Regions from separate parts of the Homo sapiens genome. Here region 1 is linked to region 2. The links are chromatin contacts, found by Hi-C in ENCODE. All regions are on one chromosome and are shown on one strand. The core of a region is the stretch at or near the end of the contact, and the rest is flanking DNA. Distances in the headings are between cores, read along the strand shown.

Region 1 (6,874 bases), core at 1,242-3,741, 490 kb after region 2:
TCAAAAAAAAAAAAAAAAAAAGCCCAGCATCACTAGTAATCAGGGGAATGCAAATTAGAATAATGAGATACCATTTCACACCTGTTAGATTGGGCAAAAAATGTAAAAATCTGATACAACCAAGTGTGTAGATGATGAATATATGGGAAATAAAGCTCTTAGGTTCTCAAAGTTTGTTTTCTTTTTTTTCTTTGAGACAGAGTCTTGCTCTGTTGGCCAGGCTGGAGTGCAGTGGCATGATCTTGGCTCCATGAAACCTCCACCTGCCGGGTTCAAGTGATTCTCCTGCCTCAGCCTTCCAAACAGCTGGGATTACAGGCGTGCGCCATCACACCCGGCTAATTTTTGTATTTTTAGTAGAGACGGGGTTTCACCATGTTGGCCAGGCTGGTCTCAAACTCCTGACCTCAGGTGATCCACCCATCTCGGCCTCCCAAAGTGCTGGGATTACAGGCCTGAGGCATCACGCCCAGCCTTTGTTTTAACAGACAGGGTCTTGATCTGTTGCTTAGGTTGGAGTGTAATGGCACAATCATAGCTCATTGCATCTTTGAACTTTCGAGCATAAGTGATCCTCCTGCTTTGGCTTCCCCCAAGTAGCAGGAGCACATCACTACATCCCGCTAATTTTTAATTATTATTATTATTATTATTTTTGAGACGAAGTCTTGCTCTTGTCCCCCAGGCTGGAGTGCAATGGTGCGATCTCGGCTCACTGCAACCTCTGCCCCCTGAGTTCAAGTGATTCTCCTGCCTCAGCCTACCGAGTAGCTGGGATTACAGGCGCCTGCCACCACACCTGGCTAATTTTTGTATTTTTAGTAGAGACGGTTTCACCACGTTGGCCAGGTTGGTCTCGAACTCTTGACCTCAGGTGATCCACCAGCCTCAGCCTCCCAAAGTGCTGGGATTACAGGCGTGAGCCACCGCGCCGGGCCCTAATTTTTATTTTTGCAGAGATTGGCGGGGGTGGGGGGTGGTCTCGCTATGTTGCCCAAGCTGGTCTTGAACTCCTGGCCTCAAGCGATCCTCCTGCCTCAGCCTCCCGAAGTGCTGAGATTACAGGTGTAAGCCACTGTGCTCCACAAATTCTTATGTTCTTATAACTTACTTTGGGGAGCAATTGGCAACAGGTACTAAATAAAGCTAGTATTGGCTAGAGAATGACAATTGCAGAACTTTCTTTTTTTTTTTTTGAGAGAGTGTCTCACACTGTGGCCCAGGCTGGAGTGCAATGGTGCGATCTCTGCTCACTGCGACCTCCACCTCCCGGGTTCAAGCAATTCTCCTGCCTCAGATTCCCAAGTAGCTGGGATTACAGGTACCCACCACCATGCATGGCTAATTTTTTGTATTTTTAGTAGAGACGGGGTTTCGCCATGATCGCCAGGCTGTCTTGAACTCCTGACCTCAGGTGTTCAGCCCGCCTCAGCCTCCCAAAGTGCTGGGTTTATGGGCATAAGACACCGTGCCTGGCCGCAGCACTTTTTTGAACAAGGGGACAACCACCTGCCTCTCAGTAGGGAATAAAGTGTGGATTACAGTTTATTTTATACAATGGAATTCATAAGCTGTTAAGATGAATGAATTAGATGTATAGGGATCCAAAGATAATTCTCAAAAGCCATGTTGAGACTAGATACGGCGGCATCTACTCGGGAGGCTGAGGCAGGAGGACAGCCTGAGCCCCAGGAATTCGAGTCCAGCCTGGGCAGCATAAGCAGACTTCTATGGACAGCAAAAGAGGGACTGTATCCCGCACAATGCCCTGCCAACAGGCATTCTCTATCTATCTATCTAGTCTGATATTATATACATATTCTGATATATACTTAAGTTCCTAATTATTAGATTAATAATATACTTAAGTTCCTAAGTAATTACACTAATAATACATAAATTCTTGTAATTATATGTAATTAGTGATATTATATTCTAATCATAATATATATTAGACTAATACATATATTCTAGCATATATATATTAGACATATATATTCTGATATATACTTAAGTTCCTAATGTTTTTATATGTGTAATATATATTATATATATGTAACATTAGTCTAAGGAATTTGTGGAGGCTAACAGAAGAGAGGTGCTTGCTGAATACGAGAGCAGGCCACAGGAACAAGATCGGATGCAAGTGGGTGGGGGTGGAAAGATCGAAGAATCTGGCAGCCAGATCTCAAGAGCTGGCGGGGTTGGAGTGGTCTGTCCGGGAGAGGTCTGGAGGTTGCTGGGGCCGGAAGGGGTTAAAATTCGACTGGGAAGAGGGTGTTAGCACCGTACCTTTCTCATTGCGAACTGGGACGGCCCCAGCCGTAGACTGAATGGGCGGTTGCTTCATGAGAGCGCTTGGGACCGACATGTTGATGGCAGCGACGGTGATTCCCGAAACTTGACTAATTCCAAACAGTGAACACCAGCAACGTCAACGAAGAGAAGAAATTCCTTCCACCTGAGTCCGCGAACACAGCTGCGCGACTGATAGAGAAACTACTTACGGCTGAGCTAGATAAACCGGAAATACGTGACGAGAGGATTGTGGGATGGTGGACGACGTTTGGGCGCCCACAGCTAGGAAGTCGAGTCGGTTTCTGCGCATGCTCATTGGCTGCCCGCATGTCCTCTACGTCGCAGAATTTGGAAGCAGCTTTTGGCGGGAAATTTTGCTTCCTTTGGGCTTTGCTGTTAGGACTCTGCGGTGAGGAAGGTTCGAATGAAAGATTTTACGTGTTAGCTTGGTTTGAAGCCAAGAACGGTATAGTGAATAAGAAACTCAGGCGACAGTGAGTTACTGTTTGAATGGCTTGTTGAAAGCTCAGAAGAAGTAGAGTTTGATGGAATAAAAATCTTGCCAGTAGTATCCGATTAGCTTAGTTCATAAGGCCAGGGTGGGCTGTGGTGCGGTATTTGGTTTCACAGGGCAGGTGGTGCTGATTTAGGCCAGTGACCGAAAAAAAAAAAAAAAAAACTCCCGAGGTGCCTGGGACATTGCCCACCTGAAATCCCAAAACTCCACTTTTTTAGGCTTTCAGGTTTTTCCAGTTTCTGGAAACTACCTATTAAAATACATTCCTGGCTAGAAAATGTTTGTATTTAAATATCTAAGTAATTATTATTCTTTTGAGACTGTCTTTTTCTGTCACCCAGGCTGGAGTGCAGTGGCTCGATCTCAGCTCACTGCAGTCTCCACCTCCCGGGTTTAAGCAATTCTCGTGCCTCAGCCTTCTGATTAGCTGGGATTACAGGCGCCTGCCACCACTCCCTGCTGATTTTTGTATTTTTAGTAGAGACGAGGTTTCACCATGTTGGCCAGGCTTAAGTGATCCGCCCACTCCGGCCTCCCACAGTGCTGAGTGTTGGCGTGGGCCACCACTCCCGGCTAATTTTTGTATTTTTAGTAGAGGCAGGGTTTCGCCATGTTGCCCAGGCTGGTCTTGAACTCCTGACCTCAGATGATCCACCTACCTCGGCCTCCCCAAAGTGCTGGGATTACAGAGGTGAGCCACCGCACCCGGCCTATTTAAGAACTCTTTAAGGACTTACAGGATAATAACAGAAGCAGCTCCAATTTACAAGCTGAGTCGTGTTAAAAAATATATATAATATTGGCTAATTGGAAAGTCAGGACACATTTCACAGTAGAAAGGACTTTATAACTGCGGGGGAGACAAGGGACAGTAGGAACAAAGTCTTAAAGTCCAGAAACAGTATGTTTTATACAGGACACCATGAAAAGTTTGGTTTTATCAGTAATTTTTGAGTCATGAGGGGCCTTGAAGTTGCTATTAATATGATTAACCCAAATTACTTCACCTGTGTTCTACAATTGGGCCTTGAGTGGGAGAAGAAATGAAACTGGACAAATCTCAGGCAAGGAACAGTGTGGGACCCAACTAAGCAACCAAGGAAACAGTTTTGGGCTAGAAGGAACCTTAAAGAGAATAGCCAGAATCTTATTTTATTATTTATAGAAGAGGGTCTTGCTCTGTCGCTCAGGCTGGAGTTCCGCGCAATCACGGCTCACTGTGGCCTCATCCTTCTAGGTTCAAGCCATTTTCCCACCCCTGCCTTCTGAGTAGCTGGGACTACAGACGTACAACACCACGCTGGGCTAATTTTTGTATTTTTTATAGAGATGGGGTCTCACTATGTTGCCCAGGCTGGTTTGGAACTCCTGGGCCCAAGTGATCCACTCCTCTCGGCCTCTCAAAGTGTTGGGATTACAGGCGTTAGCCACCGCTCCCGGCCTGTTAGTGTTTTTCAAAGCGACATCCCAGTACCACCAGAATCAAAATCACCAGTCAAAGGTAAAAATGTCAGTTCAGCCCCAGGACATCCCTAAAGAATTTGAGTCTAGGGCTTTAAGACAGCATTTTTTTTTTTTTGAGACGGAGTCTCACTCTTGTTGCCCAGACTGGAGTGCAATGGCGCGATCTCAGCTCACTGCAACCTCTGCCCCCTGGGTTCAAGCAATTCTGCCTCAGCCTCCTGAGTAACTGGGATTACAGGCACGCGCCACCAAGCCCGGCTAATTTTTGTAATTTTAGTAGAGACGGGGTTTCGTCATGTTGGCCAGGCTGGTCTCAAACTCCTGACCTCAGGTGATCCGCCGCCTCAGCCTCCCAAAGTGCTTAGGATTACAGGCGGGAGCCACCGCGCCTGGCCAAGGCGGCCTTCTTAAGAAGCGCGCGTAAAACCCCAACTTCCTGCTCTGGCGCTGCGGCCGCTGGGGATCTGAGTGGGCTCCGCCCCGCCTCGGACCCGCCCCTCCCGGCCTCCCGCCGCAATCTTGGCGGGAAGGCGCCGGCCGCTAAGAAGCCGAAAGATGTCCAGGTCGGGCGCGGCGGCTGAGAAGGCGGACTCCAGACAGCGACCCCAGATGAAGGTGAGAAACGGACTGGTGCTTCCAAGGTGTGCTCCTGCCTCGGTTTTTGTGAGGGTTATGCGGGACACAGGCCCAGGAGGTCGAGGGCACCTGGCACCGGGGGTAGGCGGGGGATCCCTGCCCTTAGGCCTTCAGCTTTGACGAAAGGTTCTTATCAATAACCCGAGAAATAGTGGGAGAGTCACATCTGGGATTCCCTTTCTTCAACCTTCTGCGTTTTCTTCTGCCACAGTTATGATCGGCTTCACACTCTTTAAATAATTCCAGACAATCCGCAGCTGACAGTTGGGGTATTTGCCCCAGTCACAAATGCTAGTCATTATTATTATTGGTCTGGAAAACTTATGGGCAAATGTGCCCAGTAAGTGAATTCTACTGAGGTTAAGGTTAGTGAATTACATATCTAGGATTTTGGAGGGGAAAATAAGTTTTCTTACGAAGGGTGTCAATTTGGATTTATTTATTTTTTTGAGCTTAAGTCTCACTCTGTTGCCCAGGCTGGAGGGCAGTGGTGTGATCTCGGCTCACTGCAACCTCCGTCTCCCGGGTTCAAGTGATTCTTCTGCCTCAGCCTCCTGAGTAGCTGGGACTACAGGCGTGTGCCACTATGCCCAGCTAATTTTTGTATTTTTAGTAGAGACAGGTGGTTTCATTATGTTAGCCAGGATGGTCTCGATCTCCTGACCTCGCGATCTGCCCGATTGGGCCTCCCAAAGTGCTGGGATTACAGGCGTGAGCCACTGCACCTGGCCTCAATTTGGATTTATATTGTCTTTGGGAAATGGGAATTATTAGATCTGTTAGGGATCCTGTAAGAAAAGGCACAGGACTTGGAGTTCTAATATTCTGTTTTCTTTTATTGATCTGAATAGGTAAATGAATATAAAGAAAATCAAAACATCGCTTATGTGTCTCTGAGACCAGCACAGACTACAGTTTTAATAAAAACAGCTAAGGTCTATCTTGCCCCCTTTTCACTCAGTAATTACCAGCTAGACCAGCTTATGTGCCCCAAATCCCTATCAGAAAAGAATTCTAACAATGAAGTGGCGTGTAAGAAGACTAAAATAAAGAAAACTTGCAGAAGGATTATACCTCCAAAGATGAAAAACACATCTTCCAAGGCAGAATCCACGCTGCAAAATTCATCCTCAGCTGTTCATACTGAAAGTAACAAGCTACAACCCAAGAGAACGGCAGATGCGATGAATCTCAGTGTTGATGTGGAAAGTAGTCAGGATGGAGACAGTGATGAAGATACCACACCATCCCTGGTAAGAACTTAATTAGTAGCTTGTTCTGGTTTCTCTTTTTTGAAATTTGAAGTTCTGATAAATCGAAGTTTTTCGAGGATCTCTCTGGTACAAACAAGTTATTTCATCATCTAATGTAAGTATAAATGTAATAATACATTTTTATTATTTTTAAGGTTTAACAAATAACTTCCTTGGGTTATTTTTGCTCTTGCTGTTGATGTGTCAATGAAAGGATTGACTTAATCTTTACTCTGCTTCCTTTTTTCTTTCTCTAAACTAACTGCATATATTTTTGGGTTTAGTCATACTTTATGGTGCCTTTCTCACCTTTACATGTTTATGTACAGTATATCAGAAGTCATCAGTTTGTGGGACATGGTATTGACTGACCTTTGATATCAGGGTAGGGAAACATAAATTGATTCTATGGTTGTGTTGAATAATATTTCCTTTAAATGCAAAACGAGACAAATGACAGAGTAGGTAAGATACATGAGAAACACATTTGTTCTGTGTAATTCCAATCAATTTAAGGAATTTGGTGTGTAATTTTTTTCTTTTTTTTTTTTTTGGAGACAGAGTCTCGCTCTGTCGCCCAGGCCAGAGTGCAGTGACGCTATCTCGGCTCACTGCAACCTCGGCCTCCCAGTTTTAATAGATTGTCCTGCTTCAGCCTCCTGAGTAGCTGGGATTACAGGCGCGTGCCACCACACCTGGTTAATTT
Region 2 (7,164 bases), core at 1,396-3,895:
ACAATGTTTTAATCAAACTGTGACTGTGTTCATTTCAGGTTTCCTACATGAAGAATTGTCAATACTACGCTCCCTCAACTATATTCAACCAAGGATCTGCGTGAAACTTTTTCTAAGGTACCATCTCAAATATATTCAACCACGGAACTGCGTGTAACTTTTTCTAAGGTACCATCTCAAATCACAAGGCCTGGGATTGGGAAATTGTTTTACTTTACTAAAGACCACTGTAACTCAATAAACGAACTTAGATTAGAAAATTAGAGGCAGACCACTACTCCTCTCGGACTGCATGGCCACTGTCTTCAGCTGTTTTCTGTAGTGATTGTTTCTAGGTATTTTACCTATTTTACCAACCTTTTTCACTTTTTGCACTGAATAGTGCTAAGGGAAAAAAAGGATGGGGAAAGGAGGAGTGGCAGTATCTATAGCTAGAGGGTCATCCTATTTGTGGAAAACTTTATTGTCTACTTTAGTGGGTCCTGAATATTAGTCCAGTCCTTACTGCCCAGCACTTAAGGAAGAAAGGTCTAATGTGACTGTATGGGGGTTGAAGTAGGTACCAAAGGAAAAGCAGTTCCCACCACCTCCAAGGAGCAGGAGCTGTTGCTCTTCAGGAAGAAGGATACTAGTATGGTTGTGTAACATTAATGGCCATGGCACATATGTTGTGTCAATCTGATACTCAGAGCTCAATCCTGTAGTCAAATTGATCACAGTCACTCCAGGAAATGAGGAGGAATGAATCCAGATCCCTCCAACCAGTAACAGCTTTCCATTGAGCACATGAGCTGTGTGGGAGTACCTTGGGGTAATGGGAGGCTGGATGTCTACTGACTCCCAGAGGAATCCACAAGAGATTGGTCTCAGAAAGAGCACAGAGTTCAATGGCTCCTCAGAAGCCCCGAGACCTCCAGCAATAAGGGCTCCCCCTTGCCAAGTGCAGGCACTGTGAGAATGCCGGGCTTCAGGTACTTCTCCCTCCACTGGGATCCTGACCCAAGCCATTGTCCCTACATGGAGGAAATGCCAGTCACTTAGTACAGGTTCCACCACGCTTCGACCCCCATACACAAACAAATATTCCTGATTCTGACAGGACACTTCTGTTGTTGAATGCCGCCAACAACACAAAGTGGAATCATCCTTTCGGCCAGCCTTTGTTATTGTCACTTTCAGGTCCTCAGTGTTATTATCCTCACTCTTAAAAAAATGAAGCTGGAGAACCCCCAAGGCTGGACTTACTGGGGACAGTCTCCCTCCCAGAACCAGAACCCGACTCTCTGAGAGTCTTGTCATGGTGTGATAAAGGCGTCCATCCCACTGAACTCCAGTCCCACAACTGCCTATTTGGCTGCCTTTCCATTCAGAGTCACAATCTCTTGAGAGCAAGTGAAACTGGCTCACTCGGCAGTGCCGCCCCTCCTGCTCTCCAAATCCTCCTGCACTGAGAATAACGTCTGGGCTCAAGAAGACAGAGGCGTGGCCATATCTCTTCAGGTTTGGGACCTGGCCCTCGCTACTGACTACGCTGGCAGGGAATACCCCTGAAGGCGAAGCAGGATTTACGCGAGGAAATGCCTCTGAGGATGGAAACACTAGGGTGTGGGAGAGGGTGTCTCCCCTAGAAGCTGCCAGAATGAAATAATGGGCGCACTTCAGATGCCACTCCTCAAATTCGTCAAAGGGTTCAATATTTTCCACCCGCCGGCGTTCTTCTGCGGGAAGAAAGCAGTGATAGAATTCATTCATGTCCACGGCACCGCAGGCGGTCCAGCCAGCTTGAAGGAAGCGGCGCCGCTGCGCCTCCACGTCAGGAAAACGCTCCAGGCCATGCAGGGGGGAGTTTAGCTGCCGAAAATGTTGCAGCATGAACTGGCCAAAGGCGTCTTGAGGCCTCATCTGCTCATAGACCACGAAAAGGGCATTAGGAAAACGCTGGGCTGCCCAGGCGATGAGGGCCGCGGCACTCTCCGGCTCGAGGTAGGTCAGCACCGCCTCGGCCAGGAGCAGAGTGGGTGAGGCTGCGTCGAGCCCCGCGGCGCCCAGGGCCTCCTCCACTCGCTGGAGCTGCCGCAAGTCCAGACCCAGGATGCAGTAGTCTGCGCTCTCAAAGCACAGCGCGGACGCGGGCTCCCCCCTCTCGAAAGGCCCGGTTAACGCGCACAGCTCTGGCGTCTCTCCAATCCTTTCTGCTTTGCGCCGCGCCACGTCCGGAAAATCCACCTCCCAGACTGCAGCCCGGGCCAGGCGGCCCGCGGTTTTTAAGCGAAAATAGAGCGAGTCGAAGCCAGCGCCGAGAGACAAGATCTGCGCGCGAAGCGCGGCCTGGGGCGCGCCAATCTGCTCCAAAAAAGCGCGCACGCAGTGCCTCACGGCGCGTGCGCGGACGTAGTAGCCTCGGTGAATGAGCGGTGCGCGGCGCGCCGCGCCCGGAACCAGCAACGCGGCAAAGGGGTCCTGCACGTACCCGCGCGCGGCCAGGGAACGCTTGCTGAGGGCGCTGCTGTCGTTGGTGTTCTGTACCGCGCCTGCCCGACGCTCACGGCTCCGGGGGCCCATGGCCAGAAGAGACTCAGGAATGGCAGTCTGTCACGGTTGTGAGCCGCCCCTTGGTTAGCACACACCTCACGGACCTCGGTAGGGGGAAAAAAACCACCCATGCTCCTGGACTTCCCCTTCCGCCGGCACTTGTGCGTCACTTCCGGGAAGAGCGCATCTCGCCAACCAGAATTGAGGAGGGTGTAGCCAGTGCTAAGTTCGCTTGCGGCTGACCTTTCTTTGGAATGTCGTGAGTTCCATTTGTCCCAGAATACGGTCCGCTACCGCTGTGACATGAGTGTTAGGGAAGGCGGGTTGTCACGTTTCTACAAGCCTTCCAGTCAAAAGGGAAACCTTGCCTAAGTCCTTGTAGTTGAGAAATCTCTAAGAGGTGAGTCTGTGGGGACTGACGACTTGGCTTCCTTGGACCGCCAAGGAAGGGTCTGGTAGGAGCCAAGAAGGGTCGGCACCACGGACCTTCAGTAGGCAAGGATTAGTTAGCTTCCTTGGGTGCTAATAGTTGCTGATTTATTTAATGCTCTCACAGTTGCAAAAGAGAACCCCATTTAAAACTTGAAAACAAGTCACTAAGGCCAGGGTGCAAACTGAAGAAACCGACCTTTACAAATAATTTATAGACACCTAACAAGAAGACGTTTCCCCACAGATAGTAGACTGTTGATTCCCTTGTATTCCCAGCCCTATGTTAGACTGACGGTGAATAAACCACTCAGCCTCTCTTTCTCATCACACCGCCTTGGAGAATTCTGTGGATTTTAAAGTAGTGTTGAATATGTCCCCAGAAAGGGGAGTCACTGAAGAGAGGTGATTGTTCCCTGTGATATGTTCTGAGCTTTGTTTTTAAGGAGTAAATCCAGGTTAGACTTCAGAATAATCATAAAGTTTCTAAATTGGGTGTCTGGGAGTCATCCATAGGAAACCACTTCCAGAGACATTTAGGAAATTTATCATTTGTTCACTGGGATTTGGTGACTGACTGGCTGAAATAGAAAAGGAAATCAGATAACTTTATGGTTAACTACAGGTGGTACTGCATAATGGTTAAGAGTGTGAGTTTTGGAGTCCAGCAGATTTGGATACTGGAGTCAAGAAAAAGTTTCGTATTTTCCAATGTTTTCTTGTGGAACAAAATGAAATAAGAAAGAAAAGGTTTGGATCAGGATAAAGATTCGGTAATTGAAAAGTGACATTTAGATTTGGTGTTTAAAAGCTCATTAATGGCCTTAGGGAGAGCAGTTTCTGTGGAGCAATAAGGGCAGAATCCATGTTTCAGTGAATAGGAGGTGAGTTAAAGGAGGTATCCAGTCTAAATTATTATACTTTCGAGGAGCTTAACTCAGAAGGAAAAAAGGGTCAGGGCAGTGGCTAAAGAATATTGTGGGATAAAAGAGTCTTTTGTTTTGTTTTCAGGTGGAAGCAAATACTGCACATGCGTGTTGGTCCTGTGAGGGAAACCAGCTAGTGGAGAGGGAGAGGTTGAAGGAACAGAAAAATGAGAAGACAACTCACTGGTAGAGTAACTTGGAATAGATAGAAATGGGATCCTGGGCACGTATTAGTTGTGGGGATAGGAGAATGAATCCTTTATCTGTGACTCCTGATGGGGTAAAAAAAAGATTATGGATAATCATAAGCTCAGGTGTGAGGTAGGGCAGAGAGAAAAAGAAGGAATTTGCACCTGATGGCTTCTGTTTTCTCTGTAAAGTTGGTGACAGAGTTGTCAGTTTAGTGTAAGGCATTCAGATCTGATGGAACATTTGAGCAGTTTGAGAATTGCTTCTGAAGGGATTAGAAGAAGGGCTCACCTATGCCTGCTGGGTCAGTGGATCCTCACCTCTAAAATGAGATTAAGTACTGCTTCGTGAGGTATCTCAGGGTTGATTGAGGGGCAAATAGAAAAAAAAAAAAAGTTGAAGGACTTTGAAAAATACGTAGCACCATAGAAACAAATTTATTTAATGACAGGTTCCTAAAATGTAGGTGTTATGTCAAAAATACTACTTGTTTTGCAAAGACCAGATCAAGAAAAGTAATTAAAGAAGAAAGAGAATGGAGTAAAATTTCTGATTTCGATGCCTTATGATTTAGGCCGGGGGAGGAGGGGCCATTGTTTAAATCTCAGTTTATTCTTATATAAAATGGGGATAATAATATCTCAGGGGTTGTTGTGAGGATTTAAACAAAATAACTATCTAAGACACCACAGTGCCTGGCTCATGGTAAGTGCATAATAAACAGTAACAAATTTTTTTTTATTCTGAGTTCCCTTTTGGGGGAGTAGGTGGGAGCATGAAAAAAGTTCCCTGGGAGACAGGATACTTGCTTCTGGCCCTGCTCTAATATTGATGAAGTATTACTAACGTGGATCTTATCCCAGTGTTTGTTGCCTTCCGTCCCAGAGCAAAACCAGTCCAGAAAAGTTAAATTTGTCATGGCATGCTGTTGTTGGTATCCATGTTTTAGGCAAGGAACAACAATTTTTTTTAATGTGTAAAGATTATGATTGCTTAGTTGCTTTTTAATTTCCATAGGTTAACATTGTAGCCAGTGGGTCAGTAAATTTACTCACAGCTAGTTAAAGGTCAGTCTGGAGGATGGTTTGAATGGGGCACAAATTAAGGTCAGGATCCTGGAGTAAAATTGAAAATCTGGCCGGGCGCAGTGGCTCGCTCCTGTAATCCCAGCTCAGGCTGGTGGATCACTTGAGCCCAGGAGTTTGAGACCAGCCTGGGCAACATGGTGAGACCCCGTCTCTACAAAAAAAATTTTATATAAAATTAGATGGGCATTGTGGTGCATGCCTGTGATCTCTGCTGCTTAGGAGGCTGAAGTGGGAGGATCGCTTGAGTCTGGAAGCTTGAGACTGCAGCAAGCTGTGATCGTGACACTGCACTCCAGCCTGGGCAACAAAGTAAGATCCTGTCTCAAAAGAAAAAAAAAAAAAGGTATGTTTTTCCATTTTAATTAAATCATTTATGTTTTTCGGTAGAGATATTAAATGCCATTGATTAAATAGTCCATCTTTTTCATTTTTTACTATTTATTAAGCACTTACTATGGCATTACTTTGAAATGCCATGTTTATCTCATACTAAGTAGGCCTTTCTATGGATTTCTATGGCTATGTTTAGTCCTATACAAACTACTTTCTTTATTGTACATTTTAATATCTTGGTAACTTATTTAACCCCACTCAGTATCAATTTATTGATTTTCAATACAGTAATATTTCACAAAGTTATTTCAAGGATTAAAGATAACATTATTAAAAGCGCTTGTCACATACCTGTTAGGTTCCAAATACATGGAAACTGTTATTCTTAAACATCATCCTCATTAATACGTGAGAACCCAGAGAGTCAAGGTGGCTAGTTTGAAAATCACTAAATTTCACTTGGAATTTTATCTTCACTTATAAACCACTTTCAGAAGTGAAGGGAAATTATGATTGATTTATCACCTACAGTGTGCTAGGCACTGTGCTAAGTGTTAGAGTGGTGGAATAATTCAAAGGACCTGTCCTCAAGGAACTTACAGTCTGGTGAGAGAGAAAGACAAGTATATCAGTGATTGAGATATCAGTGTGATTAAATGCTGAGTTAAAGGCAGTGACTGGCTCATGTGGGAACATAGATGAGGGGAATTTAAAATACTTTATTAATCGTCACTGCTACTTTGCATTTTTAATCCCATTTTTGTAAATAAAGAAACTGAAGCCATGAAGGTGAGTGACTAAGGCCACACAGCTTCTAACCTGTAGAGCTGGTAAAAGGACAAACCTAGGTCCATCTAATGCCAGCACCTCTGTTCTTCTTTTATATATTTTAAACAATTCAAAATTTAAAATTTTATTTTTGGCCGGGCATGGTGGCTCATGCCTGTAATCCTAGCACTTTGGGAGGCTGAGGCGGGTGGATCACTTGAGGTCAGGAGTTCGAGACCAGCCTGGCCAACATGGTGAGACCCTGTCTCTATTAAAAATACAAAAATTGGCCAGGTGTGGTGGCATGTACCTGTAATCCCAGCTACTTGGGAAGCTGAGGCAGGAGAATCACTTGAACCCAGGAGATAGAGGCTGCAGTGAGCTGAGACCATGCCAGTGTACTCCAGCCTGGGTGACAGAGGGAGACTGTCTCAAAAAAATTATATATATATATATATATATATATATATATTTTATCCAAAGTAGGCCTTATAAAATTTTGAATTTTTGAAGTCGTTGTATAGAAGGTGCCAATAGTTAAGGAATATACTCTACTAAATGTCAGGTTTTAGTACACCTCTTATAAGCTTGAGGTCTTTTCCTGTTTCCAGTTTATGTTGTTTACTAATCGTTTTCCCACCTTAGACACACTTAAGTTAGTTTTAGAGGAGCTTTTGCCTTTTAAAGAAAAAATTAACAAAATCCTGTTTCTTTGCTTTTACATCTGAAAATATTAACATTTGTTAAAATAGGTGAAGCTGAACCCAGATCTACACATACAGCTAATCTTACCAAAATGTGTGGAAGTAAAGCAATCTGAAGGAAATTCAGTACCATACAATTTACTGACTGAAATACATCATATTGCTCATACTAAGAATAAGAGTGGAGAAGAATCA

Evidence for each region. Hi-C counts contacts between places; a loop is a spot of excess contacts on that map. Pooled maps may share reads with other maps.
Region 1: a map of naive thymus-derived CD4-positive, alpha-beta T cell shows a loop between it and region 2 (28-fold over the local background). The contact joins the promoter of MFAP1 here to the promoter of LCMT2 in region 2. A Hi-C loop is called at or near these places in 1 of 168 maps with a recorded cell type or tissue (naive thymus-derived CD4-positive, alpha-beta T cell), 1 of 37 single-sample maps with no recorded cell type and 7 of 50 pooled maps.

Annotation. Positions count from the first base shown.
Region 1 is chr15:43,822,199-43,829,072 of GRCh38, forward strand. MFAP1 (microfibril associated protein 1) reads right to left here and starts at 2,492. Exons shown (of 9, transcript NM_005926.3): 1 at 2,293-2,492. The coding sequence starts at 2,371. WDR76 (WD repeat domain 76) reads left to right here and starts at 4,804. Exons shown (of 13, transcript NM_024908.4): 1 at 4,804-4,894; 2 at 5,767-6,168. The coding sequence starts at 4,835. RefSeq lists enhancers at 2,296-2,555, 2,308-2,939 and a silencer at 4,773-4,832.
Region 2 is chr15:43,327,928-43,335,091 of GRCh38, forward strand. It overlaps LCMT2 (leucine carboxyl methyltransferase 2), which reads right to left and starts at 2,646. Exons shown (of 1, transcript NM_014793.5): 1 at 1-2,646. The coding sequence starts at 2,562. The coding sequence ends at 502. MAPDA (N6-Methyl-AMP deaminase) reads left to right here and starts at 2,745. Exons shown (of 13, transcript NM_001324366.2): 1 at 2,745-2,932; 2 at 3,973-4,073; 3 at 5,384-5,507; 4 at 7,018-7,164. RefSeq lists enhancers at 2,554-3,504, 2,737-2,786.